2 separate regions of the Mus musculus genome follow, and region 1 is linked to region 2. A link is a loop called in an ENCODE intact Hi-C map of the cell type or tissue named here. Cell type or tissue: heart. All regions are shown on one strand. Links, peaks and the distances in the headings refer to the core of each region. The heading gives the core; the rest is flanking DNA. Region 1 has its middle 37 kb from the start of Tcf23. Region 2 holds the start of Dpysl5 (dihydropyrimidinase-like 5).

Region 1 (10,283 bases), core at 1,580-9,579, 290 kb before region 2:
AAAAAAGGTAGGTGGGGCTTTGGTTCCTGGGTTTGGGGTCTGAAACTGGAACCACAAGAAAGAGAGGGGGAGGAAGAAGTCACCATAGGGTGGGTGGATGAGCATAGCTGTGAGGGCCAGCCAGCTGGAACATGAGTGGCCCAGGGGGACATGGCAAGTGATATCTGGACTTACTGACAGAGAAGTAGAAAAATTAGTATAGAGGATAGATATCTGCCCAGCTCTGGTGCTTTAAGGTTTATTATAAATATATAGAGTTTGTGTCTTTTATTTTTAGAAATATTTATTTATTTATTTATTTATTTATTTATTTATTTATATGTATATGAGCACACTGTAGCTGTCATCATACACACCAGAAGAGGGCATTGGATCCCATTCCAGATGGTTGTGAGCCACCATGTGGTTGCTGGGAATTGAACTCAGGACCTCTGGAAGAGCAGTCAGTGCTCTTAACTGCTGATCCATCTCTCCAGCCCGAGTTTGTGTCTTTTGTTTGGGAACTAAATGATCTAATGCAGTATAGAAACCCCCAAATATAACATTGCTGGAGTCCTCTTTCTTCTCTTGTCCATTAGAGAAAGTCGTCCTTTACTGTTCTGAGCTGTACAGGGAAAAATGCCTCTTGTGCAGATTATACCCATGAATTGCCACATGCTGTTTAAGCTCACTGGCCCCTCTCACTTCAGACCCAAGCATTTCAAAGTGTCCTCCAAACTGCCCAGTCCTGGCTTAGGCCACCTGACTCTGTAACAAGAATAAAAGAGAATAACACAACAGTCCAAAGGATAACATTGTACATTTAAAAACAGCTAATTAAAAAAAAAAATAGACGGGGTCTCTTTATGTAGTCTAGGCTGGCCTGGAACTCACTATGTAGACCAGGCTAACCTCAAACTCTAAGATTCCCCTGCCTTTGCCTCCCAAGTGCTGGGATTAAAAATGTGTATGGTCAGAGCCGGGCATGGTGGCGCATGCCTTTAATCCCAGCACTCAGGAGGCAGAGGCAGAGGCAGGCGGATTTCTGAGTTCGAGGCCAGCCTGGTCTACAGAGTGAGTTCCAGGACAGCCAGGGGCTATACAGAGAAACCCTGTCTTGAAAAACAAAAAACAAAACAAAACAACAACAAAAAAAACAAAAACAAAAATGTGTATGGTCAGGCTGGCTGAACTGCTGCAGTGGGAATGGCTAACAGGAAGCTTATCCGTGAAGAACACTCGGCCTAAGCATCCTCAATCATTAACCCCAGGTTTACAAAGTGAGTTCCAGGACAGCCGGGGCTACACACAGAAACCCTGTCTCAAAAAACCAAAAACCAACCAACCAAACAAACCTTCATCTTCTCCTCCAGGGTCCAGCCAGATAAGTACAGTTCTCACCCTCATTCAGGGAACTTCTCTCTGCAACAGATGGAGACCACTACAGAAAACTACAACCAATTACAAGGCAAAGTTGTGAAGCCCAGTCGCTAAGAATAGGTCTACAAAATACTGCACCTAGGGCTCAGGGAACATCGTGGAAGAGGGGGTGAAAAGACTGTAAGTGTTGTGTTTATAAAAATATAGGGAGAGAGGAGGAATATGTTTGGCGGAGGTGCAGTCAGGTGTGCAGGGAGGGGTGTCTCTGCCTGCCAATGCTGACACATCTCTTCCCTCCCTCCCAACCCCCCAAAGGAAAGATACAGAGTAGAGTTTATTTAGGACATGGGGAGGGGAGGGAGTAGAGACAGAAAGACTGAGAGAGACTAGAGGAGTAGAGGCTGGACATGAACACATGGAGAGAGAAGCTGGGATGGAGAGAGAGGAGTAAGGGGCAAGGGGACAGAGAAAAAGCAAGAGGGCAAGAGAGAGGAGAGGGTGAGCAGCCCCTTTTATAGTGAGTCAGGTTGCCAGGTAACTGTGGGGCGGAGCCTAGACTAAATGCCCACAGTAAGAGCCAGAGGATCAGGGCGTTTGCTGTGAGACTGTGTAACTTCAGAAGCTATCACCATAAAGTCTCGCCACCAGGACTGCAGGAACAGGATCTGAACAGGAACAAAAACAGACATGCCAGAGTGGACAGGAGTAGGGGTGAGGCACAAACGACAACCCCATGAGGCCTCAACCCTACCCAAAGAACTATAGGAACCAAGGAATACTGACTGTGAGCTACCATGCTCAGCCCATGTGTGATTTGAACTCAGGCCCTCAGGCTTGTGCCGCCCTTCTCTTTCTCACAGAGCCCTGTGCCCAGCCTAGCAGCTTCAGGATTTGTTTTTTGCTTGTTTGTTTAAAAGATTTATATTTATTTTTATATTTATTTTATATATGTGAATACACTGTAGCTGCCTTCAGACATACCAGAAGAGGGCATCGGGTCCCATTGCAGATGGTTGTGAGCCACCATATGGTTGCTGGGAATTGAACTCAGAACCTCTGGAAGAGCAGTCAGTGCTCTTAACCACTGAGCAATCTCTTGTGGTCAGCCATTAGTAGGGTCTTCCATAGTGGAGAGCAACTGTGAGTCATTAGTAGGGACTGGCAGGGGTGGGATGTGCTTGCAGGGAGGGTAGTCTGGCAGGACTCTAGGCTTTAATTATGGGATGCTAATTACTCTGGTTTCTGGAATTCTCACCACTTAACCAAAATGGAAGAACTTTTCAAAATAACCTGTTCATGGCTATTGTGAATAGTTCTAGTTCCACTCAAGAAATAGAAGAAAACCTTACCCTGAAGAAAACCCTAGGCTGTAGGGCATCATTTTTGCAACATTCTTCAAGGAGTAATTAATTCTAGATTTACATATATGAATAACACCCTTTCTATTATGCACTTCATAAACACCATTAGCTGGGCACGATGGTGGCCTTCCTGTAATTCCAATACCACAGGATCAGGAGGATCGGGAGTCCAAGGTTATCCTCAGCTACAAAGTGAATCTCAAGTCAGCCTGGGCTATGTGAGACCCAACCAACCAACCAAATATAACTAGCAACAAACAGCTAGGCATGGTGGTGCACGCCTTTAATCCCAGCAATCAGGAAGCAGACACAGGTTAATCTCTGTGAGTTTGAGGCCAGCCTGGCCTACAGAGTGAATTCTAGGACAGTCAAGTCTACACAGAGGAACCCTGTCCTGGAAAACCAAAAACAACAACAACAGCAAACAACCCAGAAACAAACAAACAAACAAAAAACAAACAAAAACAAGAAAAAACAAAAGAACCTCCCCCCCAAAAAAACAAAAACAAAAAACCCCCAAACATTTAAAGTATGAAAATTTAAAATATGTTTTCATAAGAGCATCAACCCAAGACCGGAGAGAGTATAAATGAGGAGATGCATCTTGTCTTGGTGCTACATGCTCTATGCCCAGTATTCAAGGAGACTGAAGTAAGTGATCATGAATTTGAAGCTGATCTGAGCTACTCAGTGAATTTCAGCCTAACCTGGGCTACATAATCAAGACTCTCAACCAGAAAAAGAGAGTATAGGATAACCCAAATCATGAGCATAGATGTACATATCTCTTTTGGGGGAGGGGGGAATACCTCACTCATTTGTAGCCCAGGCTTGTTAGGAACTTAGTATATAGCCAAGTCTAGCTTGCCTGGCTATGTGATAATTCTCCCGCCATAGCCTCTTGAGTACAGGAATAAACCACTGTGCTTGGCTTGAAGTCATAAAACATTGAGATAGAATATAGCACTGTATAGCAGATATATATCTACTATTTAGTGATCTATTAATTAGTTGTATTATTACTTGATAATCAGATACGAAAAACTTTAACAATCAACACTCTAATACTACATTATTGTCTAGAGCTCTTGGGCTGGTGTCTTAGTTACTGTTCTGTTGCTGTGAGGAGACATCATGACCAAGGCAATTTATTTAAAAAAGAGGAGAACTTAATTGGGAGCTTGCTGACAGTTTGAGGAAGTTAGTGCATGATCACTGTGGTGAGGAGCATGGCAGCAGACAGGCATGGGGATGGATAAATAAATAATTTAGAGCTTATAGCTGATCTGAAAGGAGAGAGAGGACAGAGAGGCAGAGTGACAGAGACAGACACAGAGACACAGAGACTCCCATGAGGGGTGAGCAAGGCCTCTATGACAAGCAGAATGTGCCCAAGACAGAAAAAGGCAGGTCCCTTTTGTTCCCTGGGAAGTTGTATCCGTGGCTCTGATGAAATCTGTTGGAATTTGGCTGGATGTTCATTTAGGGTCATTAGTGAGGGATGGCCTCACTAGTTAGTAGGGGACCTTGGCAATTAGGTGAATTTCTAAGTCTGAGGAAGACCAGGGCCAATGGCTCAGCTCGTGGAGACTAAGTTTCTTCAGTTGTTTCTTGCATGACCTTTAACCGTTGCCACCTCTCCGGAGACCTGGGGTTGTCGGGTGACGTTGAATGATCCTGAGTGCTGTGCAGATGATGGTGAATTCCCAAGGCTTAGCCAAGCTCTCAGTAATCTCTGCCTTGAAAGGAGGCCCGTTGTCACTTTGGACACTTTTAGGTAGCCCAACTGGGGACTTATTTTAGAGCAGACCCCCCTGCTGCTTCTGGGGCTCTTCCTGTTTCACATGGGGGGGGCTTCCATCCATCCTGGAGAGGTGTCTGCAGAAACCAGATATTACTTGGCACTGAGACCCGGGCATGTGAGTGCAGCCCAGCAAGAGTCATCTCCAGGTTCTGGGCATGCCTCTGGGTCCCTGGGTGCTGAGAACATCTGTTTAGGGGTCTATTTTTCTGACGTGTTATTGTGGTTTTTTATGAAAATGGTCCCCACAGGTTCATATTTGAATACTTTGTCACCAGGGAGTGGCATTATCTGAAAGGATTAGGAAGGTGTCCTTGTGGCAGGAAGTGTGTCCCTGGGGGGCGGGCTTGGAGGTTTCAAAGCCTAGAGCCTCTTTCTTCCTGCTGCCTGCAGATCTGGATGTAGAACTCTCTGCTCCTCCTCTAGCGCCATGTCTGCCTGCATGCTGCCATGCTTCTTCCATGAAGACAATGGACTAAGCCTCTGAAACTGTAAACCAGCTCCCAGTTAAATGTTGTCCTCTATAAGAGTTACTACACTCATGGTGTCTCTTCACAGGAATAGAACGCTGGCTTAGACACATGACTTACACCCCTGTACCACTTGGACTGTTTCTTCTAAGCCCTGCCCTATATGCATCCTTTAAACAACCAACCAACCAACAAACAAACAAACAAACAAACAAACAGGGAGTGTTCTCCTTTCCTAAGAGATACATCTGATGTAGGGGTTTAAAGCTTTCCATTGTTGGGCCTTTGAAGCAGCGTAGTCATTAGGTCATTGGGGGTCCAGATGGCACCTGGTCTCAGAGGTAAAGAGCATTTCCTCTGAAGAGTTTTGGGTTTCTCGATAGGCATCAAAGATTCCTGCAGAAGATGGGGTATTCTATGTGCCCAGGGAAGCTCTGTTGGCCTTATGGTTAGCTATCCTGTTTTCTTTGCTATTGCACAAAGTGTCTGGTCCAGGACAGTGTATCGCAGCCAATTGGGAGGCTTTATCTGGGAGCCTAATGACTTCTCAGGAAGGCTTTGTGGGATCCCAGCTGTAGTTAGAGGGGGTCTTTCTTCCTACATGGCCACATGGGCATGGAAGATGGGAAGGCACGTGGACTCTGTATAAGGATCCTGGCTCTTTCCCCTTGGGACAGTTACAGCACTCCGCTGCGATCAATCAGCTCTGCTAGCTCAACCATGCAGTTTTTAGGTGTTGGTCCTGAATCGAGTACATCAGTCAGTGACTATTGCATATCCTGCATATCAGATTCCTTCTTTTTCTGAAGGAACCTCCACTCATGCAAAAGACTAGATCAGGGTTTCCTGAGGATTGATCTGAGAATCAGAACCGGCTGCGACGTTTTCCACGAGGACTTACTCCCAGGAGTGGAGTCGGGGAGGATCCCTTTTCTTCTCTGTCAGACAGGAAACTGGATTCAGGATTTGACAGGTCTTGAGACTAATCTGAGGTCCCTCCAACATGAGGAGCTGCTGACATTTAAGTAGCCTGCTGTCATCATCCTTAGAATTGAGCATAGCCTGTGAGCCACAAGGGGGCGCCCAAGGGTAAACTTTCAGGCTTTGGGAAGTCCCCCAGCGACATCTAGCCAATTCCTTTCCTACCTTCATCACTGGCTTCAGCTGTAGGTTGCTCGGCAGGGGCATGAGTTGGATAATTACTCCAAAGCAGTGCCCTGTCTCTCAGTCCCATGCAGGAGAGACTTAAGGTGGGAGTCTCAGTTAACGTCTTTTTAAGTGCCAGCCCTGAGAGTATGCCTCCTTTTGACAATACAAGGCCCAAATAGGTACCTTTGGCTTTGCATGGCTGGCCTTTTCCTCTAGGCCCTGTAGCCCGTGCCAGCCAGGATATCAAGGAGGGCTTCTGTCTCTTGGAAATGACTCCTACTGTTGGCCCACAAAGGAGGAGCTCACCTTCATAGTGAATCATACTGAATTTGGGTGGTCTCCAGATGAGTCCAACCCACCAAGTCAGTCATCTGGGGTGGGGGTGGGGGGGTTCAGGCCGTGCATGAGTTGAGAAAAAGACCAGGGTTTCTTTCTATGTATTTGGAGGTTGAATTTGCTCCAGATGTTCAGGGGGGGAGTTGGTGGGGAGCCTGGACAAATATGGAGCTATCTCAGGGCTTCTCTGTGTAACCCTGACTGTCTTGGAACTCACTTTGTGAGGCTGGCCTCTAACTCACAGAGATCTACCTGTCCCTGCCTCCCAATGCTGGATTAAAGCCATGCGCGACAACTACTTGTAACTCCAGCTCTTGGGGATCCAACTCCTCTGGCCTCTGAGGGTAACTGCACTCATGTGCACAGAACTCCACATAATTAAAAATATCTTTAAAAATCTTTAAAAATAGAGCTGAGTGTTGGTTGCACACACCTTTGATCCCAGCACTCTGGAGGCAGAGACAGGCAGAGCTCTGAGAGTTCAAGGCCAGCCTGGTCTATCGAGTGAGTTCTAGGGCAGCCAGGGCTATGTAGTGAGACCCTGTAGGAAGGAAAGGAGGAAGGGAGGGGGAGGGATGGAGAGAGAGAGAGAGAGAGAGAGAGAGAGAGAGAGAGAGAGAGAGAGAGAGAGATGCTCATTTCAACTGGGGCAATAATGTTGGCCTCTTGTGTTTCCTGGAGAATTCTTACTGTGAAAATCCCCAGAGTGTCACACGTGACCCTTGGGAAGGTGAAGTCTCTGGATCAGGCCCCTTAGGTCCCATGAAGTTTACTCTGATTTTACCTCCCTCGAGTCACACCAAGTTCTGATCAGTAAGGGGAGCAAGTCAGGCTATATTCACAAGAAGGTGTGATGAATGGTTACAAACTGGTTTAATTTGTTTAAAGAACTCTTTTAAAGTTGTAAGTGGTTTGTTAATGGCCCCTTTTATTTTGGTTTAGAGAAGAGAGACGTGAGACAGGCCCAGAGAGGGAAGATAAGATGCAGAGAGAATCCCACTGCAGGTTAGAGACACCCACGAGAGACTGGATGAAGGGAAATTCAGTCTAATCAGGAGAAAGTTCGGAAGTCTCCCTGGAGCCAACTTTCAGTAATTAACTCTACGTCCGTCAGCCTCTAGGGAGGGGAAGGGGGAGCCCGCAGACAATGTGGGACAGCATTCTTTGAGAAAACAGTCTTGCTCTTTGAAGCATAAGCATTAGAATTAAAAGCATTCCAATGGTACCTTGTTCTCAGAGAAGAGAAAGAGCAAAGTTCCTAGCCTAAATTTCACATTGCTAAGCATGGTTGAGGGCTGTCCCCCATTCCAGAGCAGAGCAGAAGCCTGGATAGTCTCCCTCATTTCGGGGTTGAGTTTGGTTATGTTCAATCAGTAAGAAGAATCCTAAATTTGCAATGAGCACCCCCAAATTTTTTAACGAATTATCTATAAATTTTATGTATATGAGCACACTTCAGACACACCAGAAGAGGGCATCAGATCCCATTACAGATGGTTGTGAGCCACCATGTGGTTGCTGGGAATTGAACTCAGGACCTCTGAGTCAGTGCTTTTAACCACTGGGTCATCTCTCCAGCCCACACCCCAAAATGTTACCATCTACTGGTCTTAGGTTAGGATAGTTAGCTCTGTTGATGAAGTAATTAAAAGCCAGGTGGTGGCTCACCCTTTAATTCAGACACTAGGGAGACAGAGGCAGGGAGATCTCTGGGAGTTGGACTAACAAGTGAGACTATCTAAAAATTAAAATTAAAAAAATTAAGGTCTAGAATTTACGATGCTGTACAAAGTTTGTAAAATCTATTCTTTTTTAATTTTTTTTAAAGCAAAGAAGTAATGAACCACAAAGTCAGAAAGATAATGACATCTACATTGGAGAGAGCAACTGTTGAGTTTTAAAGGGAAGGGGTTTAAATTACCTTCCAGTTCTTATCTAGGTGAGGGCATTCTAGAGGCTAAACATTGCCAACTACAGTTGCTCTTCACTTTGTAGTACTAAGGATTGGATTGAACTCACATACTAGGCACGGGCTCTACCACTGAAGTGTATCCTAAGTTCTTTTAAATCATTGTTTACATTGAGATAGGGTCTTGAAAATTCTACCAGGCTGGTCTCCTCTCTCAATTTCTTTCTTTTGAAAAATTTAAAGGTTTTAATTTTATTTGTCTTTTATGTATATGGGTATTTTGCCCGCACGTATGTCTGTGTACTGTGTGTGCAGTACCTGTGGAGGTCAGAAGAGGGCGATGGTTTCCCTGGGGTTGTAATTATAGTCAGTTGTGAGCCACCAGCCTTGCTCAGTTGTTTGAATAGCTGGGTTACAGCCTTCTCCATCAGGCCCAGCTAAAGTACACTTCATACATCCTCGGCATACTTCACCACACAGTACTGTGAATCTACTAACAACATGATGATACACATACAGATCTCATTTCAATACTTTATTAAGAAAAAAAGCTGGCGGGGCTGGTGAGATGGCTCAGCGGTTAAGAGCACTGACTGCTCTTCCAGAGGTCCTGAGTTCAAATCCCAGCAACCACATGGTGGTTCACAACCACCCATAGTGAGATCTGAAGACAGCTACAGTATACTTATGTATAATAAATAAAATCTTTAAAAAAAAAAAAGAAAAAAGAAAAAAAGCTGACTCTGCATGTTGAGACTTGTAATCCTATCTAGTTGGAAGGCTGAGCTGGGAGGATAACAAATTCAAAGTCTGTCTGGGCTTCAGAGTGAGTTCAGTGCCAGCCTGGGCAAATGAACTAGACTGTATCTCAAAAATAAAAACAGCTGTGTCACGTGTCACGTGTCACATGTCTGTAGGTCTATCATCACAGTGGTGGAGGCAAGAGGAACAGAAGTCAGGGTCACTCTTGGCTACATAAGGAGGTTAAGGCCAGCCTGGGCTACAGCATATTTGTAATCCCAGTATTTCAGAAGCTGAGGCAGGAGGATTGTTAAAAGTTAGAGGTCAGGCTGATCTACATAGTAGGTACCAGGTCAGCCAGACTGCCTCAAAACATGAAAACAGAGATGGGGGTGTAGTTCAGATGCTACAGTGGTTGCAATGAATTTAATCCCCAGAACAACAGTCAAACAAACAAAAAGTATGAATTAAAATGTAAAAGTGCTGAGGCTGTAACTCGATGATCTAAAAGTTTCTTCCCTGCTGGCTGGCTTTCATAGTGTGAGAAGGCACTGTGCATGCAGGCTATGGAGGGAGAAAAGTCACTGATATTACCACACGGTGAGTGCTGGGTGCTAAAGCCTGACTCCCCAGGCAGGTTGTGCCCCTGACAGTGACAGGACTGCTACAGTGGCCATCAACTGCTTTCTGCTTGGAGTGAGGCCTCCTTCATGGGAGAGATTCACAGTTGGTTCTGTAAACCTAGAGAAAGCCTGTAGCTCAGGTGGTCGCAGGCCCTAGAGGGAAGCTACCCGTGTTGTTTTGTTAAATGGAGATGCAGCCAAACAGCCTTCTAAATATCATTCCACCCACAGCACAGAGCTGCTCTCAGCCTTGGCCCAAGGAGCTTCTTTTCAAAGCCAGTGTTGAGTGCTTAGCCCTAATGGAACCTCTGAACCCCCTAGGAAAATAATGCCTGCCCTCTAACGTAGCAGTCAGTCACAGCTACTCTACTCTTAAAAATTCCTGAACAGTGACACACTCCCAACCACAGTAAACAACATTCCAGGACTCAAATAACTCATTTTCCTAGATTCCTGCCATGGCCCCATGCAAACCCCTTACTCACCGCTCGCCATTCTTTGACCGATCTAGGTCAAAAAGGAATTTTACTTACA
Region 2 (10,283 bases), core at 1,248-9,247:
AATGAGAGTTAAAGATGGCATCCTAGGAGTCCTTTTCTGGGGTCACTACACACGTCTCTGTTCCTCCTCGGTTCTATTTTCTAGGGGTCTCAATAAGAAACGGGCTTATAATGTTGACGCTAGGGAGCCTGAGGAAGGACTGCTGCAAGTTTGAAGCCAGTTTCAACTATACTGCCTAAAACACAAAACAAAACAAAACAAAACCAACAACAACAACAACAACAACAAAAACCCCACCCAATCCCAACATACTGGAACCGGGAGGTAGTGACACACATCTTTAATCCCAGCTTTCTGGAGGCAGAGGCAGGTGGATCTCTGTGAGTTTGAAGCCAACCTAGTCTACACAGTGAGTTTCAGGATAGCCAGAGCTACACAGAGAAACACTGTCTCAAAACAAACAAACAAACCAAAACCAAACCAAATCTCATAGGTTTATTGCAAAAAGAACAAAACAATAAAATGGTTCTCAAAATGTTTCCTTTGGGGAAAAGGAAAAGAAGAAAAAATTTCCTTTCCCAAGAAAAGCTCTCTATTGTCAGATTTGTGGTTTTGCAATGTTGGAATTCTAGTCTTTATATACCTGGATGAACCTACTCAGATATAAATACATGGGGATATATACAGATGTGTGTGTTGTGTGTGTGTTGTGTTGTTTAAGGTTTAATGAAACTGTACTTAAACACACCCTGTGATTTAACTGTACTTAAACACTCCAGCTAGCCTTTGGAGACTAGCTTTTTAAGTTCCAAGAAACATCTTCCCAAATTACCTTTTAAAACCAATGATCTCTAAATTCCCCATTTCCTATAGTTAGTTAGGTCCTGAAAGAAGCAGTCCTCAGGCAGATGACCATCCACCTCCAGCAAAATGACCAGCAGTCATATAATACTTTAATGCAAATGGCTCATCAGTTAACTAGACAGCAAATCTAAAAAACATCAGGTCTATAGTTTGACATTTAGTCTTTCACTTTGGCTGTAAGAACATGTCTGATTTGCTTTTGCAAATCAGCAATAAATGAACTTTATGCCAAAGATTCACCTTTAGCTTATCAGTCACACAATTATTACCAAAAAAGGAAAAAATTAAAAACAAACAAACAAACCCAGAAGAATTACCGCTTTTGGCTGTTCACTTATCAGGGCGCTGCTGCTGACACTGTGCAAGGTGCTTAGACACTCAGCAACAGAGAAGGCGTTTAGACTGAAGACTCTGCTCATTAGCCTTCCTATGGGTGAGCAGCCCCCACCTAAATCATCATCATCCCACTGTAAGTCAGCGGACGATATGAGGGAAGGCAAAGGAAGCCCATACGCTTGGGTGTGGTCACCGACAAATGGAAGCTTTAAGTCCCTGGTTCTAAGTTCTAAAACCAAGAGCCGCGCCCTTGCCGACAACTAAGGCTTCTCCCCAATTTACCCCAAACCTCACCAGCCCCGTGGGCTCATTTAAGAAGCATAGCAGCTCCTAGACTTGGGCTCAGGCGGTCTGGGCAGACAAAGCCTGCTTTACACCGCAGAGACCTTCGGCCTTTGGGACTTGCATTCTGTCGTGCTGCTCCGCGCCACTATCTAAACTCGTCAACAGCGTGTGGAGAACAAGAGGCGCTGCAGCCAGCGACACCAGAAGCTGGGGGAGGCGGCTGTCCCCCGACTCCACAGCCTGGGGGAAACATGCGACTCCCACTCGGAATTCCCAGGGGTGCCAGGTGCCCTAAGGCAAATCCCAGAGACAGCACGTGCTCTGAGGTTTCTCGGTAAGCGTTTTCTGCACCAGTACACCTCACACTTGAATTCTGGGGGCGGGTGGCCTTGCGTGGACCGTAGGTAGACCCTATGCAGGCTATTGTTCTCAGGGTCTCTGGGGCGGGAGACGCCCCCCCCCCATCCGCCTCCCAGGCAGCATCTGCCGCTAGGCAAAGCCTTTCAGCTCCGTGCGAACAGGGCGTGCCGGGGGGCGCTGCGGATTATCATAAAATCCTAAACGAGTCCCCTTTGGTGGTTCCAAGCTCAGAAACAAAGCTCCTAGACGAGCCAGCCCAGCCTTGTCGGGGACCCGCCACCCGAGCTCTCTGGCCCAGTCCAAGGACCACGCCCAGCCAGACCAAGCCCAAACAGCGACTGGCCTAAAGCTGGAGTCTTCAGGCGAAGACTCTTCCCTCCTCAGCTGCCTGCCCTACCCCGATGGAGAGCCCCCCACCCCCTTCATGAGGAAGACCCATCCCCTGTACAGCCTCAGTCGCCTTCCCATGCCTGTCTACTCTCCCCAAACCCGGGAGGTCTCCACCCTCCCTTCATCTCCCCGCCCCTCTTCATTCTTCAGAGCAGCCTCGCCTCGCGCCACCTGCGCGAAGCTTCAGACCCGCCTCCCACCCAATTGTCAGCCCTTCCCAAACCACAGCCTCCTCCTCCAGATTCGATCACCTGTCCCCACCCATCTCCCCCTTTCTGCTCAAATCCAGGCCTCCACGCCCGTTTGTTCCAGCCATCTCCCCAGGCCCGGGGCATCGATATCCCTCACCCACCAAGATAGATGCTGCGTGGCAGACTAGGCGACATGGCTCCAGCGGAGGGACCTAGCGCCGCGCCGCCAGGGGCTGGGCAGATGCAAGAGGCCTTTGTGGTTTCGGCAGGTGCCTCTAGGGCCTCTGCTCTGCTCAGGGAACAGAGGATACAAACGATGGGGTTAGGACCACGTTAGGCAGATATCAGACCAGAGGCGCAGTTGGTGGGAACTAGGGACCGCGGCGATCCAGGGACGTACAAGAGGACAGGTCCGGCCACCACAGAAACACTCCCCTACACCCCACCTTTTAGCCATTTACTGCACGTCGACCAGCTACGGCTGCGCGACTACTGGGTGCTAGGCGTGAATCCCTTCAACTTAGCTGCCTCCTTATTCTAGCTATTTGTAAATCTTTCCAGCACACATTAATGCCTTAGGCGTCGCAAGTCACCAAGCCGAGTTCTGTGGGACTACAAAGACCCAGACTTGCGCCCCACCTTAGTCCGGATCTGCCTGAATCCTCAACATCTCTTTCATCGGCTGGAGGAGCCTAGGCGCAACCCAATTCCCTCCCTTTTGTGAGCCTCAGGGAGAAACTGAAAGAGGGGTGGATGTTGCAGCCCGGAAAGATCAAGCCCACCACCCTCCCCTTGCCATCACCCACTGCTCCAGGATGATGCGATTGTGCGGGTCCGTCGGTCGGTCTCTGGGTCTCGCCGCGGCGCGGTAGCTGCGGTTGCACGGGGCGGGAGCGGCTGCTAGCGCGCTCTCTCGGTGGCTGCCTTGCGCGCCTGGAGCGGAGTCCCGAGTGGCGAGCGGGGGTGGGGACGAGGGTGGGGGCGGGGAGCCGCCTGGGCCAATCACGGATCCGAGGGCTCCGCCCCAAGTGCTCGCCACCTCGAGCTAGCAGGTTAGGCGGAGGCGGGACCAGTAGCGCCCCGCGTCCTCCGCGTTGCCGCCGCCTTTGGGACTACAAATCCCGACAGTCCCTTTTGCAGGCCCCGGGTCCGAGAAGGGACAGAGGGCATGGCCCCAGGACCTCGACAACCCCCAGCCATCTAAGCGCCATTCTCAGCGTTCCTTTCTGGTCCCATGGTAACTAGCGACACTTCACAAAGCCCAGGCGCTGGGGCGGTATGGCTCGAGTCCCCTGGGAGGGTATAGGGCGTCTCCGGAGGACACATCGCCTCCCCTCCTCCTGCAAGACCCCACCCGAGGGGCTGAAACAATGCGGTGGCGGGGTCTCTCCGAGGCTGCGGGTTCCCAGTTGCGCCATCGGATTAGCGTCCTACCGAGTCTGAGACTGATGGGATTGCAGACTGTAGAGGGCGAGGTGGTCAGTACAGGAACACTGTTCTCATAGACCAAGGGAACGGCCACTCTGGGCGCCTCACTTCGCACCTTCTTTCTCTTGAGGTATTGAAGCCACCGTCTTTTCCAGAGCAGCGCTTGGACGTCGATGTCCAGCGCCCAGGTCCTATCCTATTTTTGACATCTCCTTTAAAAGAAAGTGTGTGTGTGTGTGTGTGTGTGTGTGTGTGTGTGTGTGTTTTAAACTCATTTCACATCAGCACCACCATCTTTATTTCCGGGTTGCTGTTGTTTTGACGGTTTTATTAGGTAGCCCCCTGCTAGCCTAGAATTTGAATTGAACCTCCTGCCTCTGCCTTCCGAATAGTGGGATTACAGATGTTCACCGCCACACCTTGTCCAGTTTCACCATTTTAGTACACAGTTGACTTAACCACAAACGATCCTGTAAATGGAGCGAGACAGTTCTTTTTCCTTAACTAATTTATGGCTCAGGCCTTTCCCTGAGCTCCGTGTTAGTCTGTCATTATTGTGACAGCTTAAATATAGCTTCAGAACTTGAATCTCTTCACTTGATGTCACCCCAATGGTGTTGCAAACCCGTGTGGAAATGCAGCATTAATACTGCCCCCGCCCCTGGATTCCTGGGGATCTACAACTGCTGTTGAAGAAGTTGGTTCTTTCCAGGGCTTCCCTCAGTTCCGGGGGTGGAGACGGGGGTGTGAGTCCCTTGGCTGCTTTCCTGAAGTGCTTTTCTCTAAGGCTATTTTCAAAGAAAATCGTACTTTATAACTTCGGGTGGAGGGAGCAGGATCCTCTGAATTTTAACAAAATGTACAGCCTGCACGTTAAGCTCCAGTCCTCCAAATGTGGGTCCCACTGGGTCATGTGCTCTGTGATCCACTCCTGGATGCGTTTAGGGCCACACAGGCGTGCCCCTAGGGGGTGCGGGGTTACTACATTTGGTCTCCAATTCTTTTTTTTTTTTTTTTTTTTTTTTTTTTTTTTTTTTTTTTTTGGCTTTTCGAGACAGGGTTTCTCTGTGTAGCTCTGGAACTCACTCTGTAGTCCAGGCTGGCCTCGAACTCAGAAATCCGCCTGCCTCTGCCTCCTAAGGGCTGAGATTAAAGGCGTGTGCCACCACCGCTTGGCTGGTCTCCAATTCCACTCTAAGAGTGGATTTTTTTTTTTTTTTTTTCTGGTAGTAAGCTTGTGCAAAGAACCTCCAGACAAGCTTAGATGGCCATCCTCAAAACACTCCTAATACCAGTGAAGGGTGTGTGTGTGTGTAAATTGCTCCAGTTGAAGGCCCTGTCTAGTCTCCCCAAACTGTCCAGGGAAATTTTTGCAAAATGCATTGCGCCCCTCTGGAACACCCAGCTAGCTCCGAGCAACGAGGGCCTCTGATGAACTTTTGCCTAAGGTGGAGGGAGCCCTCTAGTGGCCAGAATCGTTTTCTGCAGTTTTCAGTTGCGTTCCTAATCTCCAGCCTACCTACCCCCGCCCCCTCTCCCCCCCCACACCCCACCCCCGACTGCTTGCTAGTTAGCATTCAACACTGATAAAGATCCTACCCAAGCCTGAGGTTTCACGTACCCTCAGTACTTGATTTTTAGAGTTTAAAAAGAAATTTAGAACTTAGAGTCCCCTATATGTGGATTGGAATCCTTGTTCCTGACACATGACAGCTTCTTGACTTTGGCAAAGCCCATCCTGAGTCTTTGCTTCTTCACACCCCTCCCACAATCACCATGCATTTCAGGAGGAAATCCGTATAAAACTCACAGCCCACTGCCGAGCGTACACAGTGCACACTCACAAGTGTAACTATTATTAATTTCTTCCAAGTTGTAGAACAATGGGAGGGATGTAACAAACATACGGACACTGTAAGAATAGCCACAAAAGTCTGTTTGGTGTGGCTTTCTATTCAGCTCATTTGTAAGGTCAGATAAAAGTAGAGGAAACCAGAAGAAACGGGTTCTGAAACCATCGCCGTGGGATGGAGGAGCTAGATCTGAGTTTCACCTGGGTGGCTGTTGACCTGATTGGTCCTTAAGTCCAGGATGAAGGAGTACAAGCTGTGGACGGGGGAACCTAGAGATGTCTGGGAGGTGGTCGAGAACTTCCCCAAAGCTTGGAAGTCAAGACCATTCATGAATGAAGGTGGTGGAAAGAGGAGATTAGGCAGTTTGGGGCCCGACCCCAGAGATCCCAAAGGCTACTGGGATGGGTGTAGCAAGTCCTCATACACTAGGTTTGAAATACCCTTAACAAATGAGAATAAGAAACCCATCTGAGGCTTTCTAAAACTCCGGCTATAAGCAGGGTCAGATAGTCTACAACACACCACTCGATCCTTACAGATTCACCCAGCAGGTAACTACTCATTTCTTACCAATTCATCTTATTCTGGGGTACTCATAAGTCACCCTCACTCTTAGGAGCAGAAGCAGAATTCTAAAGGCCGTCTGCTTGACACAAAACCAACCTCTCCTGCTTCTGCTTCCCCTCCTGTCCCAGGAGATCCCCTCCAGAGCAAATTGTAAATGACTCCTGGACAGCTTATTGACATTCCACTGGCCCCAGACCATCTCTCCCCTTCCAACAGTTTCTCCTCTGTTTCCTTCTGGGAAAGGGATTCTCCAGGACGCCTAGAGGCTCTGTGTTAAGTAAGAGACCTCTTCCTCTGAGGGGGGCATGGTGGGATACAGCTTTAATCCGAGCACTTGGGAAGCAGAGGGAGGAGGATCTTCATGAGTTCAAGGCCAGCCTGGTCTGTAGCTGCAGGACAGCCAGCAGTGCACAGTGCCCACCTTCAGAGAAGGCCTTCTCTTTTCATCTATTTAGTTATTAAAATAACTGTGAGCAGAGAGTCAAACCTGTGTATCTAGGTCAGTGTCACAGAGCCGGAGTCAAAACAGGGACAAGAAAGCAGAAAAATGGATACTGGGAGAGGAAGAATGCACACAGAAAACAGGAGAGAAATCTAAGGCTCTGCAGAGATGGGGTTTCAGGAGAGTCAAGGGCTGAGTTAGCTCTTGTCTAGAATGTGTGAGGTCCTGCATTCAGTTGTCATTATAAACAAGCACAAGCAAACAAAGAGTCAATCAGTTACAAAAACAGGGGTCAATCAGTTACAAAAACAGGGGCAGTGGGAAATGAGACCCAGGCCACCCAGCCTGACACAAAAGACACAGGAGAGGGGATCCAGAGGGGGCTGGAGGTGGGAGCTTAGATGAAAACAGCAAACTCAGTTCTAGTGTGTCAACATGGTCTGAAATGCTGAGGAACACTCCAGAAATCCCCCCTAGACTATGACACAATTTTCTTTATTATATTTGTTTTTAATTCCAATTTTGAAATAAAGCCTTCTTTTCCAATCAGACCGTTCGAAACCCACATCCTGGAAGAACCACAGCTGCCAAGAATCTAGCTGCTCTAGCCCCGTCTTTGAAATCCACTACAAACTTGCATTTATTTCACACACAGAGATTCTTAAAGTCAGAAGGAACCTAGCAATTGCGGAGCCTCACAATGCCAGCATTATCCAGACGAGGATAATGAAGCTTTGTTTAACAATCTTTTCTCCATCAACACAATCCACTTGGGTATAGCACGAATAATAATGAGGGGAGAAAGCAACTCTGACAAGCACCTCAGAGAACACGGGCTAAGAGGTATTTCATCATCTTTTTGTCCTGCACCTGTCACACCCCACAGCATGCTGGCTCACTAACCCCTGAGGAGCTGAGAATATTGCAAAGAAACCCACCCTCTGGTCCTATTTGTAAATTTTTATTGTATTTTTAAGTGTTAATGAATATATTACTTTCTGACTAGTTTAATGATTAATCTTCACTGTCAATTTGAATGCACTCAGAGCCATTGGAAACACATTAGGGGAGTCCATGAGAGAGTGTCCAGAAAGGTTTAGCTGAGGAGGGAAGACCTGTCTTGAGTGTGTGTAGTGCTATTTCATGAGCCAGGAAAAGGAGGAAAAACTTTTTAGGAGCATTTCGCTCTTTCCTAACTTGGATGCAGTATAGATGAAGTATGAACACAGTAGACCCAGTGTGGATGCAGTGTGGACACAGTGTGGATGCAGTGTGGACGCAGTGTGGGCGCAGTGTGGATGCAGTGTGGATGCAGTGTGGGCACAGTGTGGATGCAGTGTGGGCGCAGTGTGGATGCAGTGTGGGCACAGTGTGGGTGCAGTGTGGATGCAGTGTGAACACAGTGTGGATGCAGTGTGGACACAGTGTGGACACAGTGTGGGCACAGTGTGGATGCAGTGTGGATGCAGTGTGACTAGTTGTCTCACACTCTTGCGGCAGCAGGAGCTGTTCTTGCTGCCTCGCCTTCCTTCCTGTTGAACTGCATCTCCTCAAACTGAGAGAGAGCCCAAATAAATCTTCTCTTCCTTCCAGGGTGGTTGTCAGGAATTTTGACAGAGAAATGACAACAGTAATAAAGATATAATCTTGGGCTGAAGAGATGGCTCAGCGGTTAAGAGCACTGACTGCTCTTCCAGAGGTCTGAGTTCAATTCCCAGCAACCACATGGTGGCTCACAACCATCTGTAATGAGATCTGATGCCCTCTCCAGTGTGTCTGAAGACAGCAGCAGTGTACTCATATACAATGTGTGTGTGTGTGTGTGTGTATGTGTGTGTGTATTCTCTTGTGAGCCCAACAATGTGACTAGCTATTTCCCTTCCACAACTTAATTTTCAAGCTAAGAGGCAAAATAAACTCCATTTTTCATTAACTTCTGTCAGGTGTTTTGTAACATCACACATAACTAATACACTTACTCACCTATAGTCACTGTGTGAAGCCTGCTCCCCCAGCATAGCAGTAGCCATTTTGTTCCATGCCTGACAGTCATTTCATATTGTTACTGACACAGAAAAAATAGCTTGACTCAGAGCAAGGTCATGTGGACCATATACCCTGTTAGGTTCCGTATGCTTGAGGTTTCTTAGTCTTAAGAAATTACACAACCATAAGCTCCATTTAGACCAATCAGAATAAAGGCTAGAATAAAGGTTAGAACTGTTCTGTCTAGCTTGTCAACATAGCTTGAGCCAGAGCCAACCACTGGGCAGCACTTCCTGCACCTGCACATGGGCTCATTGTGGGTTTTGCCTATACAAGCTGGCTCTAAGAAACATGAAGGGTCACAGTTTAGTTTCCAAGTCTATACTGCCCCCCTGGTTGATCAGGGTTTTTTTTGGGGGGGTGTGCTCCATAAACCAGCCTTGTTTAACCAAGATTGGTATCTGAGTGGTTTGTGCAGCCATTCCCAGACCTCAGCAATCTGAATATTTTACATGACTTTGTAGACTGTACAGTCACACTTATGGTCCTTTTTGTTTTGTTTATCTGTTTGTGGTTTGTGTGTGTGTTGTTTTTTGTTTGGTTTAGACAGGGTATCTTTAGATATCCCTGGTTGTCCTGAAAAATGATATAGACAGGCTGGCCTGTCTATATAGAGATCTGCATACCTCTGCTTCGAGAATGCTGGGCTTTAAGGTGTGTGCCATCACTGCCTGGCTTCTGGTCCATTTTTAAATCAATGTTTGTTAAAGATATAATACCTGTGCCTCTATTTTTCTTTTTCTTGCATGAGTATGCCCATTTGCCCCAGGGACGTTGTTGAAAACACTGTCCACTTCCTGTTGAGTTCTCCTTGCTTCTTGCTAGAGATTAGTTTCTTAAATGTCTGACTGGGCTCTAGTCTGTCCCATTGACATACATACTTCAAGGAAATGGCCCATGGGTTTGGATAGAGACATTTTTTCTCAGATGACTCTAGCTGTGTCAAATGGATAAAACAAACAAGTAAAAACTAACCAACACTGGACCATTTTCTATTTTTTAAAAATTTGTTCTTTGAAATTTTTCATATGTGTGTGCAATGTATCTTAATCATATATACCCTCAAATTTTAAAAAAATCGCTTATTTGTGTGTGGAGAAGACGTGCTGTGGTGCACATGTGGACGCCTGAGAATACGTGCAGTTGTTGGGGTTTTCTGTCCACCATGTGGGTTATGAGAATCAAATTCAGTTTAGGTTTGGTGATAATACAATGTAGGCTGCAGAGCCACCTCATGCTGGCACTCCATCCTTACTGTGAAACTCACCCCAGAAAAGGTGACCTCCAGACTGGGCTGCTGGTTGGGTGGAAATGGGGTATAGGTCAGCCCTTTTTAGTGGTATCGCACTCTCCTGGTGTCCTCCATCCCTCTGACTCCTATCATCTCCCCCAGCCCTGGGGTTCCCTGAGCTCTGAGGGCAGGGACCCCGTGGAGAGTTCCAATGTAGATTCTCTCTCAGAATAATGTCTAGCTGTGCGTCTCTGCGCCAACTCCGTCTGCTTCCGGAGAAAGCCTCTCTGACGACGACCGGAGAAGTCGGGTACCATTCGTCACAGGAAAACACACAATTCTCAGCTTTC

Evidence for each region. A loop is a pair of places that touch in the nucleus more often than their neighbours do. Peaks named below come from ENCODE experiments on the same cell type or tissue, not always from the same donor. Only the 100,000 strongest peaks of a DNase experiment are listed, where the experiment ranks them.
Region 1: a loop joins it to region 2, with 3 times the contacts of the local background. A loop is called at or near these places in 8 of 42 quality-filtered maps.

The regions. Positions count from the first base shown.
Region 1 is chr5:31,000,202-31,010,484 of GRCm38, reverse strand. No RefSeq gene overlaps it. Among named protein-coding and RNA genes, the nearest start is that of Tcf23, 37 kb to the right of the region's middle. In heart, for the core only: CTCF peaks have their summits at 6,067 (motif pointing right) and 8,708 (motif pointing right); a DNase peak (open chromatin) is centred at 6,074; H3K27ac peaks cover 148 bases.
Region 2 is chr5:30,704,892-30,715,174 of GRCm38, reverse strand. It overlaps Dpysl5 (dihydropyrimidinase-like 5), which reads right to left and starts at 3,611. Exons shown (of 13, transcript NM_001356948.1): 1 at 3,173-3,611. In heart, for the core only: CTCF peaks have their summits at 3,284 and 5,253 (motif pointing left); DNase peaks (open chromatin) are centred at 3,384 and 5,234; H3K4me3 peaks cover 2,997 bases; H3K27ac peaks cover 2,696 bases; H3K27me3 peaks cover 4,939 bases.